Linked DNA regions of Mus musculus: region 1 is linked to region 2. A link is a loop called in an ENCODE intact Hi-C map of the cell type or tissue named here. Cell type or tissue: heart. All regions are shown on one strand.

Region 1 (8,000 bases), 640 kb before region 2:
TGAAAATATAGAACGCTGCCTGTGAAGTGTTCCAGCCAATGAAATCAAACCTGTTTCTGTATAAAACTGGGTATCTATTTGGGCAATGGTGGCATGCACCATTCTAGCACTTGGGAGGCAGAGACAGGTGAATTTCTGAGTTTAAGGCCAGCCAGGTCTACACAGAGAGAGTTTCAGGATGACAGGACTACACAAAGAAACTGTGTCTCAAAAAAATAATTAAAATTTAAAAATAATAAATCTACACATCTAATCATGAAAAACAAAAATGTTAAATGATGAGCTAGAACGCCTGGTCTCAGATTGGCAAAATGATTCAATGCAAGTCAATGAAGATGATAAAATGGAATCTTTTTTCTTTGATTTATCATGAAGATGAAGAAAGAGGGATATAAAAAGAGAACAGGAAGCATATGTAAGAATAGAGAGCAGACTGGTACGTTTAAATTAAACTCCATTAGTAAACCCTTTAGACGAGAGTAGTCTGGGGCCATGAGATGGCTCAGAAGGTAAGAGTGCTTGCCGTATGAGCCTAAGACCTGAGTTCAAGCCCCAGAACCCACACGGAAAAAAAGTGATTCTTGAAGTTCATCCTTGACCTCAACATAGCACGTATCCCCTTCCTCTTTCATTTCAGATGTGAATGGCTTAACCACAGTGCTGGAGAGGATGTCAAGGCAATATCTTAGAAAACACAGTTTAAACAGATGCTGCCTAAGAGAACCCAGCTTCAACCATAGATGAAAACAGATGTGTCATACTGATTGTGAGTTTCTTAAAAGCTGGAGTGAATCTATTAGTATCAAAAGTAGGATATAGGGCTGGCAAGATGGCTCAGTGGTTAAGAGCACCGACTGCTCTTCCAAAGGTCCCGAGTTCAAATCCCAACAACCACATGGTGGCTCACAACCATCCGTAACGAAATCTGATGCCCTCTTCTGGAGTATCTGAGGACAGCTACAGTGTACTCACATATAATAAATAAATAGATCTTTAAAAAAAAGTAGGATATAGAGGAAAAAAATAACATTAAAATAACGAAGGTAAATTTTAGTTGAGGAGATGTGACACTCATTTGTATATGTCCCTAACAACATTATTTCTACATACAATGAGTGAAAACCTGCTACACTCTCAGAGCTAATGGAGGGAATACCGCATGAGAGGAGCCCATAGCTGATACAATTAAAAGAGGGGGGAAAAAAGAAATAAAGATGTGAAAAAAATTTTTACTTATTTATTTTATGTATATGAGTACACTGTAACTGTCTTCATACACACCAGAAAAGGGCATCAGATCCCATTACAGATGGTTGTGAGCCACCATGTGGTTGTTGGGCATTGAACTCAGGACCTCTGGAAGAGCATCGGTGCTCTTAACCGCTGAGCTATCTCTCCAGCCCCCATGAAAATGTTTTTAAAGTTACAACTAGAGCTAATGGCGCACACCTTTAATCCCAGCACTTGGGAGGCAGAGGCAGGCGGATTTCTGAGTTCGAGGCCAGCCTGGTCTACAGAGTGAGTTCCAGGACAGCTAGGACTGCACGGAGATGTACTTAACCCAACAGCAAAGGCCACCGCCCTTTCTTCTTTGTCATGCATCTCTCAATGAAGCAAAGATCAGCAAAGACTCCAGACCAAGAAGCATTGTAAAGTTAGCTAGGCAAGGCTCTGTCACTGTTCTTTGAGTCCTACTCATTCTCCCTCCAAATATCATGTGCCCTCCACGGGTCTTGTCTCAGCACACAAGTCTGTCTCAGCTGACATCACTCTGCCAATCACCTGATTCCACAGAAGCGGCAAGAAGCCGCAGGAACCTTACAAGAAGTTTTTCAGTATGTTTTTCTCTATGGAGTCCTGACAAATGGACCTCAAGAATGCAATGTAAGGCGAACCAGTGTGTGTGTGTCTGTGTGTGTCTGTGTGTGTCTGTGTGTGTGTGTGCGCGCGCGCGTGTCTCCTTAGCAACGAATCCTTCATCACCCATCCTTTCACATGCTTGCTTTAGCAGAACATCCTCTCTTCTGTATCCGCTTCAGGAAAACACTCCTTCACATGTCTGCCCCAGCAAAACACCATCTGACACAACTGACTTTCCAAAGAAACCAGAAATTTCCACTTCACTTTGTAACAATGTATTTGCCAGGCTAACTCCCTTACCCCTATGCACTGTTCATATATATTCCTCTCTGGACAACACACCTAGCAACTGCAAGACTACTCAGCTGCCAGCCGGCCACAGAATACCTGTCTGTCCCTCTCTGAGTGGTTTTTATTCAAATGAATTCCCTCTTTATTCAAATAGGAAGGATAGAAAGGGTGATGGGAGTCTGAACTGGCTTTGGATGCCCACAAAATAAGGCACAACTGTCCTCAGGCTAACCTTTAGGGAGACTCCCCTATTGACAGCCTTGTGTCCACGTATATAATTAAAATCAGATGCATTATGGGAAAGAACATATGTAGTAAAAAACTGATCACATGACCTAATCTATCAGTCAAAACAAAGCGCCACCCTCGCTCTGTCCCCTAGCAACCAAACTCCTCTTCGATGCCATAAAGAGAAACCCCAAAAGATAATCAAGGCCCCTGAAGATCTTCAGTCACGTGGCCTGCCGTCCCTACAGCAGATTCTGATCTTTTCTACTGGTTTGCTTTAGGTAAAAGTTCCTCACTGCTTCAAAGTCTGTATGGGCTTTTATTTCATTCTAGAATAAAATGTCAAGGACACGATATGCTGATATCATCGTCTGAATTGAAAATAAAATAATAAATTAAAATGTATTTTCATCTTTATTAAGTCATCCGTTTTGATCCATTCTGGTCCCCATGACAAACTGTCGATGGCAATAAAAACTCAACATGGTCAAAAAATATTTAAAATCGCATACGCTAGAAAAATGTCTATAAAAATATAGACATAATGCTACCTAGCGGAACCCAGAGGAGGAGGGAGGGATGCAAAGAGGCAAGGGAGGAGCCATGAGCGGATAGCCTCAGCATACACTGACGTTTTATGAAAATGCCCTTATCCATACGAAAGTGTAAAAATAAAAACATCAATTCTTCCTATTAGCTTCAAAGCATGGAGTCAAAATAAAATCCCACTGGCTTGCAGCATCTGTTGGGATATTGGTTCTTGACAAGGTTTTTTGGACCGGGGCAGAGCAGAAGGCCAAATGTTTGGTGTTGACATGGCTTCAAGAGTGAAGCGTACAGGTTAAGGAACCGGTCTGTATGGTTCTTTTCTGTTACCTACGTTAAGTGTTGAGAACAGGACAGGCTGGGCAGCAGTGTGGACGCAGCCCTATCTGCTGACGGTAACACCGCCCTACTGTGGTCCTAGAATCCTAGACAGAGTGCAGCCCATTTATTGTCCCCGCTTCTTGGTCGTGGAAAGAAGATTCTGCCAGGTTCTTCAATATGCATGAAGGATCTTTGGAACTCAGACGGAGCGGAATGGTGTGTGCTGGGAATCCCGGCACCCAGGAGGTAAGAGCGACAGGGTCAGTTCACATCTACCCTTAGCTATATGGCACGCTGGAGAACGACCTGTGCTGACGGAAATCCTGGCCAGGGGAGAGGGGTTCTCGGTATCTTACCTGTTTTGTCCGGAATTTTTCACACCTACTCCAAACCACAGAACTTTGCTAAGACTCCTGCCTGTGCGCGTTAACTCTTCCTTATGTGACAAGTGTCTATGAAGTTAAGTTGCCGCCTCCTTCTTTCCCTACAGCCCTATGAACACACACACACACATACACACACACTCACACTCACACACACCTCAAAGGACAAATTCTACATTTTCCTCATGTTTCCTACAACAAACCTAGTGGTAGAGCCAACAAGGACAAATGCAGAAAGAATAATGTTTCTATATATTTGCTGTTTCTATACTGTTTATAAACATATCGTGTGTAGAGTATACAGCATATACTGTTTGTTTTACCCCTATGTAGCTGTTTTTATCAAGGAAACATTAAATTAATGCCACATTCTATGTCTTATAAAATCTCTCTGATACTCTCTGACCCGAATAAAAATAAGAATTTCTTGTACAGAAAATGCTCAATAAAATTTATGTTTAACTGCTACCAAGTTTTCTGTCAAATAATATAAACTTATGATCAGAGGGAAATTAAACAGGTAGCCAGAGTCTAATTTTCCACCGCAATGCCTGAGGAGGCAATACAAATATCAGTCCGATGCTGTGACGTTCTACTTCCCGGGGAAATTGCTTTATACCAGAGCGCTGGCCATGGTTTGTGGAACAAATTTACCGAAGCAGGCTTGAGGTGGAAGGAGATTGGTCGGTGCTATGCTAGTATGTGGCCACAAGAGGGCGCAAGCCACTAAACTGCAACACTATTCAGCATACCACTGCCCCACCTTGTGGGTGGAGCTAGACCAACAAAAGCTCCAAAACTGACAGAGGAGATGCATCGGAACAGAAACTGAAGATTCCTGCATGAGAAGAAAATATTGAGGACATGTTCCAAATTCCCATTTTAAACGACCCAGAGCAGCTATCTTTCTGGCAACTCTCCAAGGGTCCTCCACAGGGCTCACCTCTTCCCCTCCATGTTAAATTCTTCCTTCTCTTTGGATTTCTGGGTGACATAAATTTCTCTTGTTGGGAATGGCAATCCCATAATAAACTGGTGATCAGTGAAACGTACATTCGTATAATGATTAACTTATATGTAAGAAGTCGTAAGAATGTGGCTGTATAGGATAAATACGGAATAAGCCAAATTTAAGTGATAAACTTTCCGTCCTTTCAGGCAAGGGAGCTAACCCAGAGCCTCCTCTCCTCTATGTTCCACAGAGAGGCATTAGTTTGTAGTTTTCCTTATTACTTATCCCACCTTGATAAAAAAAACAAAAAACAAAAAAACAAAAAACAAGAATTTGTGCAGGGGAGAGAGACCGCAGTCCAAGTCTCTCTACCAAACGTGAAAATTAAACACAAGCTAAGAAGAGGTAAGTATGTTAATTTGCTGAAATTTCTTTACGATCCAAACACCCACTCGGAAGCACCTGGGCACTAAGCCTTGGAATTCTTATCGTGAGCATTTTAGACCATAAGAATGGACATCCTATGCTGGGTGGTGCTGGCGAAAGTCTTTATCTCAGCACTCAGTAGCCAGAGGCCTGGGGGTTTCGGAGTTCGAGGCCAGCCTGGTCTACAGATCTAGTTCCAGGACAGTCAGGGCCACACAGAAAAAAAACCCAGCATCACTGCCAGCGTATAGGTCCTGAGCACGTGACAAGGGCGGCTCCCAGGCTGTGGCTGCGCACTCACTCCAGCCGAAGGGTAAAGGCTGACACAGCATTGTTGGAGCACAGATCCTGGCTTTGTGTCCCTCTCCCACCACCAAGCCCTTATCCCTGTGGATGTTTTAATCAGAACTCCGACACTCTTGTCCTCCATTCTTTATTGTTCAATGTGACAATAACCAGATAGAGGCATCAGATCATCTAGGTATGAAATAAGACACACCCTCCTTGTTATATAGTTAATTATAAATGCTAGATACACACACTGGCTGGTTCTGTGTGTCAACTTGACACAAGCTAGAGTCATTAAAGAGAAAGAACCCTCAGTTGAGAAAATATCTCCATAAGATCCGGCTGTAAGGCATTTTCTTAATTTGTGACTAATAGGGGAAGGCCCAGCCTATTGTGGGTGAGGCCATTCCTGGGCTGGTGGCCCTGGGTTCTATAAGAAAGCAGGCTGAGTATGCCAGGGGAAGCAAGCCAATAAGCAGCACCCTCCATGGCCTCTTCATCAGACCCTGCCGCCAGGTTCCTGCCCTGACTTCCTCCAATGATGGACAATGAACTGAAAGTATAAGCTGAATAAACCCTTTCCTCCCTAACTTGCTTTTGGGTCAGGGTGTTCCATCAGAGCAATAGAAAACCTAGGACAAGACATATATAAGTAAAAGGTGATCCTAAGGTGAGTGTGGCCACACAGTAATCCCAGCACTGATGTCCTCCCTCCACCTCCCCCTCTCCCTCCTTCTCCCTCCCCCTCCTTCCCATCTCCCTCCTCCTGCCTCCTCGTCCCTCCCTCTCCCTCCCACCTCCCTCCTCCTCCTTCCTCCTCTTCCTCTCCCTCTCCACAGACCACCCTAGTCGGGTATGGGGGTCCCTGTGACGAGGGTTCTTGAAGCTAGGTGGGTAAGGATTCGGTGGTAACAAACAATAACAAACACAGAGGCAGTTTGAATCTGAGTGTATTTTGCAGCTCTCAAGCAGGGGATTTTATACATTAAAAAAAGCAAACATTACATCTCTTAGAAACTATATCCAGTGAGACAATCACAAATACCAACAAAAATCATTTGGCACAGTAAAGCACAAAAATCATCCAAGCATTACAACTCTGAAACTATGTATTCAGTGAATCACAAACAGAACAGGGAACATCATTTATATAAGTCAAAATATAACAATTCTAAAAGGATGGATGCAGTGGGAACTGTCATCCAAGGCTAGTGGCATATTTCCAAGAGCAGGTTAATAAAGCTTTATGGTCAATTACTGTTTAACATCTAACACCTGATTTTTTTGTAAATCTTAAATGAGTAAATTTAAACTATTTTAATTTTTTATTTAAGGATTCCTTTACCATAAAGGCCCACCTCTGATGACACACATGTAGCCATATGAAATTTTATTATGGAGAAAGTTTTTATCTCTCATAATGCTATTATATAACTTTACAAATGATTTATAAAGTGTTGGTTTCCCAGGGATAAGGTCATGTTAGTGACCCCATCTCAAGGGATGGTTTCTTACACATTGTACTGGCTGGTTTGGTGTGTCAACTTGACACAACTGGAGTTATCACAGAGAAAGGAACTTCAGTTGAGAAAATGCCTCCATGAGATCCAGCTGTAAGGCATTTTCTCAATTAGTGATCAAGGGGGAAAGGTCCCTTGTGGGTGGTGCCATCTCTGGGCTGGTAGTCTTGGTTCTATAAGAGAGCAGGCTGAGCAAGCCAGGGGAAGCAAGCCAGTAAAGAACATCCCTCCATGGCCTCTGCAGCAGCTCCTGCTTTCTGACCTGCTTGAGTTCCAGTCCTGACTTCCTTGGTGATGAACAGCAATATGGAAGTGTAAGCCAAATAAACCCTTTCCTCCCCAGGTTGTTTCTTGGTCATGATGTTTGTGCATGAATAGAAACCCTGACTAAGACACAAATTGGTACCAGCATAGTGGGGTATTCCTGTGATAACCTGACCAAGTTTTGGGAAGCACTGTGGAAAGACTTTGGAACTTTGGGACAGAAGATCCATTCGGTGTTAAGAGCTCTGTCGAATATTGTGTAGGAGCTTGGAAGATAATGTTGAGAACAGTGCTGAAGATGGAGGTCTGGCTTGTGAAATTTCAGAGGGAAGATTTTTTTTTAGGGCTATTGCTATTTTGATTGTGAAGATTTTGTGGTTCTGGTTAGCTGGGGCTGAAGAATCAGCTGTGATTAACAAGATACCAGAACTACTAAAACAAAAACTTTGCATTACTAGGACCATTGATGCTGGTTAGCTGGAGCTAAGAAATTAGTGATTAAGAAGAGACCAGCATCATTGAGGTGACATCTTCTGGGAAGTGTTTTTTGAAAGCACAAAGAGGCTGTGTTTCAGAGATAGCCAAGGGTATACTCCTGCTGCAGTGGGACTTGGTAATGTGTAAGGGTCACCTAGGTGGTACTGGTTTTGAAGGCATGAGGGGGTCACACAGAGCAGCTGAGGCTCAGCACTGTGAGAGGCCATGGAAGGCCATTGGTGAAGGTGCAGCCTCAGTTGCAATTGACGGCCCAGGACTGAAGGGGTCATGCAGTGTTTTGGAGATGCCAGTACCATGAGATGACCACTAAGAGCAGCAGCAGCAGTGGAGTACAGGCATCTGGAGCCTAGAGGATGACGCGTGTGCTACAAAGGGCATGGCTGGAGAAGTGATCCAAGCCCTTGGAGGAGCCCAGAAGATCGT
Region 2 (8,000 bases):
TGTGTGTCTGCCTTCAGGTATCTTGTCGTTTTGCCATTCACAGCAGCCGCTGATGACCGCAGAAGAGTCGGGTCTCTTGGAATAATAACTTTTTCTAAGCATACACTTCCTGTGAGAAAGCAGCTTAAGACAAAGAGACGTGTCTTGTGATAATACATCTTATCTGGAATTTTCTTCTTCACAGGAAGAGGTAACTTTTAATATATTAGGATTTTTTGTTGGTAGTGGTAGTTTTTAGGTTTTTTTTTTTTTTAACCAAATAAAAAAGCCTGGGTTGTATCCCCAGCACTGCCAAAACAAAGCCTTTTCAAGTCATCAGGCCACAGGAGTGCTGAGCTCGAGGAGAAGACACACCCCTAGGTCTCAAGGTTGGGCAGTGAGTCAGGGCTACGAGTTCCTTGGCCGTGTAGACCGCACAGACTTCCAGGGCAGCCCAAATCACATACTGAGTTCTGTTAAGGGGAAAGGAAGGGTGCCTGGTCTAGGACTTTTTTTTTTTTTCCTGGCCTCACTAAATGTGTATTTTGGAGAATGGCATTGTCTGCTGTGTATCAGTCCATGTGCTTCCGTGGGTCTTTGTTTTAAATATTGTCCTCAGTTTACAGAGTTGTGTTATTATGCCAAGAACTGCAGAACATGCCGTCTTCACCATCATGGACCTTTGGAATCATGCTCAAGAAACATTTTCTGTGTATGTTTAATGTTTAACAGTTTCCCAGAAGCTAACGGAAAGTCTTCCAGCACAGAGAGCCTCAGGTTTCTGTGCATTAGGAACAACGGAGTTGATTTGTACTGCGTACAAATCCTAGCTGTAGATAAGCCCTGGGGACCGGAGTTGATTTGTACTGCGTACAAATCCTAGCTGTAGATAAGCCCTGGGGACCGGGGTGGTTTGAATAGGTAGGTGGGTGGGGTATGATAAGTGGCTGGTGTCAGTAGGAATGAGGGACAGAGTGGGAGTATGGTGAATCAAGGCGTGTTTATATACGTGAATAAACTCTCTACTATTAGAACCATACAGGCTGATAAGCAGTTTTTTACACCCTGAAGACTTTCATCTAGTTGAAAATTCCTAAGGAAAACACACTGATGCCCTGGAGCAAGCACAGTGACCACAATGACAGACACTAGGCAGCACTGTCTTTTTGTTGCCAATGGAACTGAATGTAGTTTTTAATCCTATGTCAAATGGCTAGACTTAAACTCTTTGCTAAAAAACGATAAGGACCCTCTGTTCTCACTTATGTCTTGCATACTAGAGCCCATGAAGAAAGTGGGCCTCTGCATATGTGGAAGTGCTGGTCTGTTCTGCTTGCAAACCCACAGCTCCAATGCAGCAAAATTCCAAGTCCCTTGTCAACTAATGGAGGGGGGTGGGGGGCGGGAAAAAAAACAGGCATGGGGGACTGTTCGGGCGCCGTGGGACGGTCAAGGGGGTCTGCAAGAGAGAGAGTGGGGACTGAATGGCAAGAGACTCGAAGAATGGAGACAAAACAGGCTGTCTGATCAAGTTGTTATCAGAGTGTGTTCAGCCGTGGTGGGCTTCCTGCAGAAACATCATGCTAGGAAAAGCAAGTCTCTCGTCGGGGTGGAAAAGGACCACCCGCAAGTAAGTAGCCAGAAATGGCTGCAGAGCTGATAGCCGCTTTCTGCTCAGAGTCGGCTCCCAACAGGAGACTGGAGAGACTCTATTCCCAGCGCCCACATGACAGCCCACAAGCATCTATAACTCCAGTTCCAGGAGATGGATGGCCTTTCCTGGCTCCACGGGTACCTGTTATACAAGTGGTACACAGACAGACGTGCAGGCACAACAGCCATGCAGACCAGGCTGGCCTTGAACTCAGGGATCTCTGTCTCCTTAAAGGCTTGTGCCATCCAGCTTGGCCCTACACATAAAGTTTTAAAAATAGAAGCTAGGTGCAACTATGTGGAAACCCTTAAACCCAGTACTGTGTGGGATAGAGAGGCAGGAGGATTCCCCAGGGCTTGATGGGTCCAGCCCAGTTTCTGTGAGAGGTCTCTCCGGAACAAGGCTGCATGACAGAGGACACCTACTGGCTTCCTCTAATTCTGCATGCAGTGTATATATATACATACATGTCTAAATAAAACAGAAAGCATTAAGGTAATGGGAAGGAGTCAGGTGTGGCTGTACACGCCTTTAATCAACGCCCTCAGAGGCCAAGGAATGTGGATCTTTGAATTAGAAGCCCTCCTAATCTATATACAGAATTCTAGACCTACTCGGGGTTGCCTAGTGAGACTGCTGCTATCTGATGCTTGCAGGCCGCCTGGTCTGGGTTGGAAAGAGAAGACAGCCTATTTGTTGAGGGTCAGGTTAGTTATCTGCAGCCTTGGGCCTGCCTGTGTGCATCTGGATGGTGTGTGTGTGTGTTCTGTGCTATCTCAGTAGTAATGACAGTATAAAGAAACCATTCTCTGAATACCACCTTTCCTAAGCTTCAGTCTTTAACCTCTTAAGACTTGCTGTGTTGCTGGGCGTGGTGGCACACGCTTTTAATCCCAGCACTCAGGGAGGCAGAGGCAGGCGGATTTCTGAGTTCGAGGCCAGCCTGGTCTACAAAGTGAGTTCCAGGACAGCCAGGGCTACACAGAGAAACCCTGTCTCGAGAAACCAAAAAAAAAAAAAAAAAAAAAAGACTTGCTATGTTAAAATCACTAATACCTTAACATTTGTTTCAGAACAACCTTAGTCGCTGAAAGCACAGTAAATTCACTTGTTTTGAGACGGGCCTCCCGCAGCCAAGGCTGGCCTGGATATGTAACCGAGATTGATACACTCTTCCTGCCTTTACCTCCAGAGCACCTGGCTTATAGCTGGGAGGCACAACACCCAGCTAAATGTTTAACTTTTAAGGTTTCCCTTTTCCAACCTAATATTCTGTACCTAGCGTGCGCTCTCCGTTTCCTGTTTCTTCAGTTAGAAATCAGGTCTACATTCATTGCGGGGACAGGAGTGGGTGGGTCTTACCAGTCACCCTGGGAGACATAGAATCAGTCTGAGATCTTCTAGGACTCCCTGTGGCAATGGCGGGCCTCCTGATCTGTCTCTGGCTGGAGCTGAAGAGCCAAGCCAACCCCCACAGCCTGTACATCTTAGAGAATTATGGAGAGACTTGTTGACCACAACCATAAGAGTCAAAAGATAAAAGTTCATGCAGATAGTGTTTCCCTTGCACCTACGTCTCTACCACAAGCACGGCTGATTCTCGCAGAGGCCAGAAGAGGGCATTCCACACCCTGGAACTAGAGTTACAGAGGGCTTGGGAGCCACCATGTGGATCCTGGGGAAAGAACCAAGTCCTCTTCAAGAGCAGCAAGGGCTCTTAACTGCTGAGCCGTCTCCAGCCCTCAGAATATATAACAAAAATGTGGGAGGGAGAAAAAGAAAAAAGACTAACGTTGGGTTTTGTTTGAAACATTCATATTTGCTCGTGTCTACTCTAAAAGTTTAAGTGAGCCAGTTTCTCATTATTGCCTTGTAGTCAGGGCAGGTCCTGTGTCATCTCATCTGTGGAACTCGAGCAAAGTTGAAGATTCTTATATCATTTGATCCAAGGGACAGAGATGGTGAGATGGCTGGTTGTGCCTCATTCCAACTCTTTTGTTTGTTTGTTTTGGTTTTCAAGACAGGGTTTCTTTGTGTACCCTTGGTTGTCCTGGAACTCACTCTGTAGACCAGGCTGGCCTCGAACTCAGAAATCCACCTGCCTCTGTCTCTCAAGTGCTGGGATTAAAGGCGTGCGCCACCACCGGCCAGCTCATTCCAATTCTTAAACATCCCAGGCTGGCTGTGGATGTTCAGAATCACCGGAGTTTCGAGAAGAGCCTGGGCAGACCAGTGGCTGCTGAAGCAGCTACCAGGCTGCGGGCTGCCTGTTCCGGGTTGGGAAGGAGAGCCCCATTGAGTAAGGGTGCCTATAGCTGTCACTTGCAATTTTGGGCGCATCCCTGAGCAACTGGGTGTCGTGTTCGGTTTTCTTTGTTTTTAGTAATTTTAAAATTTTTTACATAAACATTTTAAAACATTTGATTGTGGATTTCTTTTTTTATATAAAGATTTATATATTTACTATTATATCTAAGTACACTGTAGCTATCTTCAGACACACCAGAAGAGGGCATCAGATCTCATTAAGGATGGTTGTGAGCCACCATGTGGTTCCTGGGACTTGAACTCAGGACCTTCGGAAGAGCAGTCGGTGCTCTTAACCACTGAGCCATCTCTCCAGCCTTGATTGTGAACTTCACACCATGCATCCCAACCCCACTCATCTCCCCATCCCTCCATATCTAACCCCTGCCCTTGCAATCTCCCCACCAAAAGGAAACAAAACATAGAAGATCTCACCGTGGAAGCTGCGGTGTGTCACAGTGTGTCACACGCTATACCTTTCTGTCCACACATCTTTACTTGCAGATGTTCATTGCCGTGAGTCACTGGTCTGTTTCTCCACCTCTGGCTTCTGCTTCGCTATCAATGCTGGATCCTTACTGGGGCTTCTCCCAGATATCCTGTTGTTGCTCTGTGACATGGAGGTCCTACTGCTTTGGATCTGCAGGTCCGGCCACTTCATGAGCCCCAGACGTTCATAGATGAGGTGGATGTTGGGTTGGGTCAACTCAAAGCCCTGATGATCTGGACCTGGGTGGTTACTGAGTTGGTCAGCCCACCAGCTCTCCCCTGCATATCAGACATTTACATTACAATTCATAACAGTTGCAAAATTACAGTTATGAAATAGCAATGAAAATAGTGTTATGGTTGGAGGTCACAGCATGAGGAACTGTATTAAAGGGTCACAGCGTTAGCAAGGCTGAGAACCGCCGGGTTAGGGAAAGCCTACTGTGGTGGAGCTCTAGGCTCCTGTAACGTGGGATAGAGCTGCATGTGGAGACTGTAGGTTCCAGCCTGACCTGACCAAAGCCATCTTGAGTCATACCTTCTCTGACTGTCACCAAGTAATCCTGGTCTGCCCCTCCCACTGCACGTTTTTCTGGCATACTGTGCACAGCCAGCCGTCAGACTGGAATGTGGCTCTTCATGAGCAGACCGCACCAGGAATGCACGTGCCCTCTTTTGATGTTGACTCCAGATAAGCTGTGTATACTCTGGCTTTGATAAAAATCAATTTCGTCCTGACTAGTACGTCCTAACCATACTTCTGTTGGCAACAAAGTACAATCTGTGCAATCCTGTCACCATCTGCCCTTGCCTCCCATGGTGCCTTGGGACCTGTCCCATGCACCAGGCCCATGTTCTTTGAGAATCCACACACCACACATCTGCAGGTGTGGGCGAGGAACTTTAAGGGCTGGGGTTTCCGCAGTCCTGCTTTATCCTGCTTAGACTAGAGAACTCTTCAACCACATACAGAGCCATTCTTTGAATTCATAAGGAACAGCATGAGGCAGACATCCAGTGCTTGAACTTAGTACTCCTCTCAGGGACAGCAAGCCTGAGACTCATCACCAGTAGTTCGATGGGGCTCTGGAATGCTGGGGCCCCAGCAGCTCCGGTCCTGGAACTTTGCAAAGGAGCAAGGGACTGGAGAAAGGCCAGACACACATACAGTAAAGCCAGAGTCAGGTGGGAGTTCTCTAAACCTGTGCAACCCAGAACCTGTGTGTTTATTACATATGGGACAAGAAGAGGGGTCTCTCTAGGTGAGCGGTCTCAGGCCGTAAACATCCAGGAAAAGCTTTGTGTTCCCTTGAGCCCAGGCCACGTGGGAAAGGGCCTGGATCTGAGCCTTAGAGGCCTGAGTTTGCCATGCCCAAGTCAACCGCAGAATTCACTCTGGACCTTTCTCGTGGTTCACACGCTCACAGTTCATACTCTCCAGGTTCACACTCTCAGGGCTTCCTCTGCTTCCCACACTGAACCTGGCCAAGGCCTCCTCCTCCCCTGCCACTGGCCTTTGTGGCTCTGGAGAAGCCCTACAAGGCCACCACCATGAGGTTCTCCAATGTCATCACATCCTTCATCCCCACCTAACACTGACCTCCCCTGCTGGAAATGTACACAGCCTGCTGGGTTTCCAAACCTTTTTCTATAGCGATTTTCCTACCCAAGAAGTTGGTGAATCAAACTGTATTAGTCAGGGTTCTCTAGAGTCACAGAACTTATGGATAATTTCTAAATAGTAAAGGAATTTATTGATGACTTACAGTCGGCAGCCCAATTCCCAACAATGGTTCAGTCGCAGCTGTGAATGGAAGTCCAAGGATCTAGCAGTTACTCAGTCTCACGCAGCAAGCAGGCGAAGGAGCAAGAGCAAGAGCTAGACTCCCTTCTTCCAATGTCCTTATATTGTCTCCAGCAAAAGGTGTAGCCCAGATTAAAGGTGTGTTCCACCACACCTTTAATCCCAGATGAAAGGCATAGCCCAGATTAAAGGTGTGTTCCTTAACTCGGAGATTCAATCTTCTGGAATCCATAGCCACTATGGCTCAAGATCTTCAAACCAAGATCCAGATAAGGATCTCCAAGCCTCCAGATAAGGGTCACTGGTGAGCCTTCCAATTCCGGATTGTAGTTCATTCCAAATATTGTCAAGTTGACAACCAGGAATAGCCACTACACAAACCAAGTCACAATCCCTATTTCACATTTTACAAAAGTTTTTTTTTTTTTGGGGGGGGGGGGAAGAGGAGGGGGGAGGGGAAAGGGGGTGCCAGCGCTTTCTTTACCATTAAGCTGTATCCTTAGTCCCTCCATTTTGTGCGTTTTGAAACGGAATCTAGTCAAGATCCCCGGGCTAGCCACATTAGAGTCCTTCTCCAGTTTCCGAGTTGTTGAGATTCCAGACACACACCACATCTGACACAAAGTAGTCTTTTTATAGGTATACAAAAGGTTAGAAGTGGAAACGCTGGTCCTCCTCACACACTTCAGGAGGACTGGCCCACCCACGTGGAGCGACAGCCATGTTTGGAGCCCAAGATATGTGGATTCAGGAGCCTCTTGATTGGCTCAGCCTGGCCTTATTTGCTCCGTTTAAATTGGGTCTTTACATTAGGGGATTTGAATTCATTCCCAGGCTTCTTTTCTTAGCTACCTTGGAGTTTAATGAAAGAACACAGAGTCAAGAGAACAAAAAAAAGACTGGGTCACTACATATAGCTCATTCATCCAGAGGCTACTGTAAGCTCCCTATGTCCAAACCAAGCAACCGATCTTCCCCCAGACCCACTCCGCCACGTGGTGTTACCCCCTGCTCACAGGCATCATCATGGAGTCATGATTGACATTGCTTTCTCTTGCCTTTCTAATCAGAAATGAAATTTGGCCAACTCTTCGAAACATTCAGAACCCACCTGGAAAACATGGAATAAGAGCCTAGTGAGAAGGCTGGAGAGATGGCTCAATGGTTAGGAGCCCTGGCTAATCTTCCAGAGGACCAGGGTTCAATTCCCAGCACACTCAATGACCACTCACAACCGCCTGTAACTCCAGCTCCAAGGGTTCTGGCCTTCACACAGACACGTAGAGGCAAAACACCAATGTACAGAAACTAAAAATAAATCAAAGAAGAGCCTAAAGCTATTTAAACATACAATAACCAGAACTATATGTTCATATTAATTTTAAAACAAAATTTTCTTTTTAAAAAATTTTTAATTTTAATTTTTATTTTATATGAGCACATGTAGCTGTGACACCAGGAGAGGGCATCAGATCCCATTACAGATGGTTGTGAGCCACCATGTGGTTGCTGGGATTTGAACTCAGGACCTCTGGAAGAGCAGTCGGTGCTCTTAACCACTGAGCCATCTCTCCAGCCGGAGATTTTTTTTTTAAAAGATTTATTTATTTATTTATTATATGTAAATACACTGTTGCTGTTTTTCAGATACACCAGAAGAGGGCATCATTTCCCATTACAGATGGTTGTGAGCCACCATGTGGTTGCTGGGATTTGAACTCAGGACCTACAGAAGAGCAGTTGGTGCTCTTAACCGCTAGACCAACT

What was found. Peaks named below come from ENCODE experiments on the same cell type or tissue, not always from the same donor. Only the 100,000 strongest peaks of a DNase experiment are listed, where the experiment ranks them.
Region 1: it touches region 2 in a loop (14-fold over the local background); 2 of 42 quality-filtered maps call a loop at or near these places.

What each region holds. Positions count from the first base shown.
Region 1 is chr10:118,366,994-118,374,993 of GRCm38, reverse strand. No RefSeq gene overlaps it. Among named protein-coding and RNA genes, the nearest start is that of Ifng, 70 kb to the left of the region's middle. In heart, a CTCF peak has its summit at 4,345 (motif pointing right); a DNase peak (open chromatin) is centred at 4,363.
Region 2 is chr10:117,726,694-117,734,693 of GRCm38, reverse strand. Slc35e3 (solute carrier family 35, member E3) reads left to right here. Exons shown (of 5, transcript NM_029875.2): 5 at 1-1,016. Among named protein-coding and RNA genes, the nearest start is that of Slc35e3, 16 kb to the left of the region's middle. In heart, CTCF peaks have their summits at 3,253 (motif pointing right) and 7,849 (motif pointing right); no DNase peak of the experiment used is centred here; H3K27ac peaks cover 1,089 bases.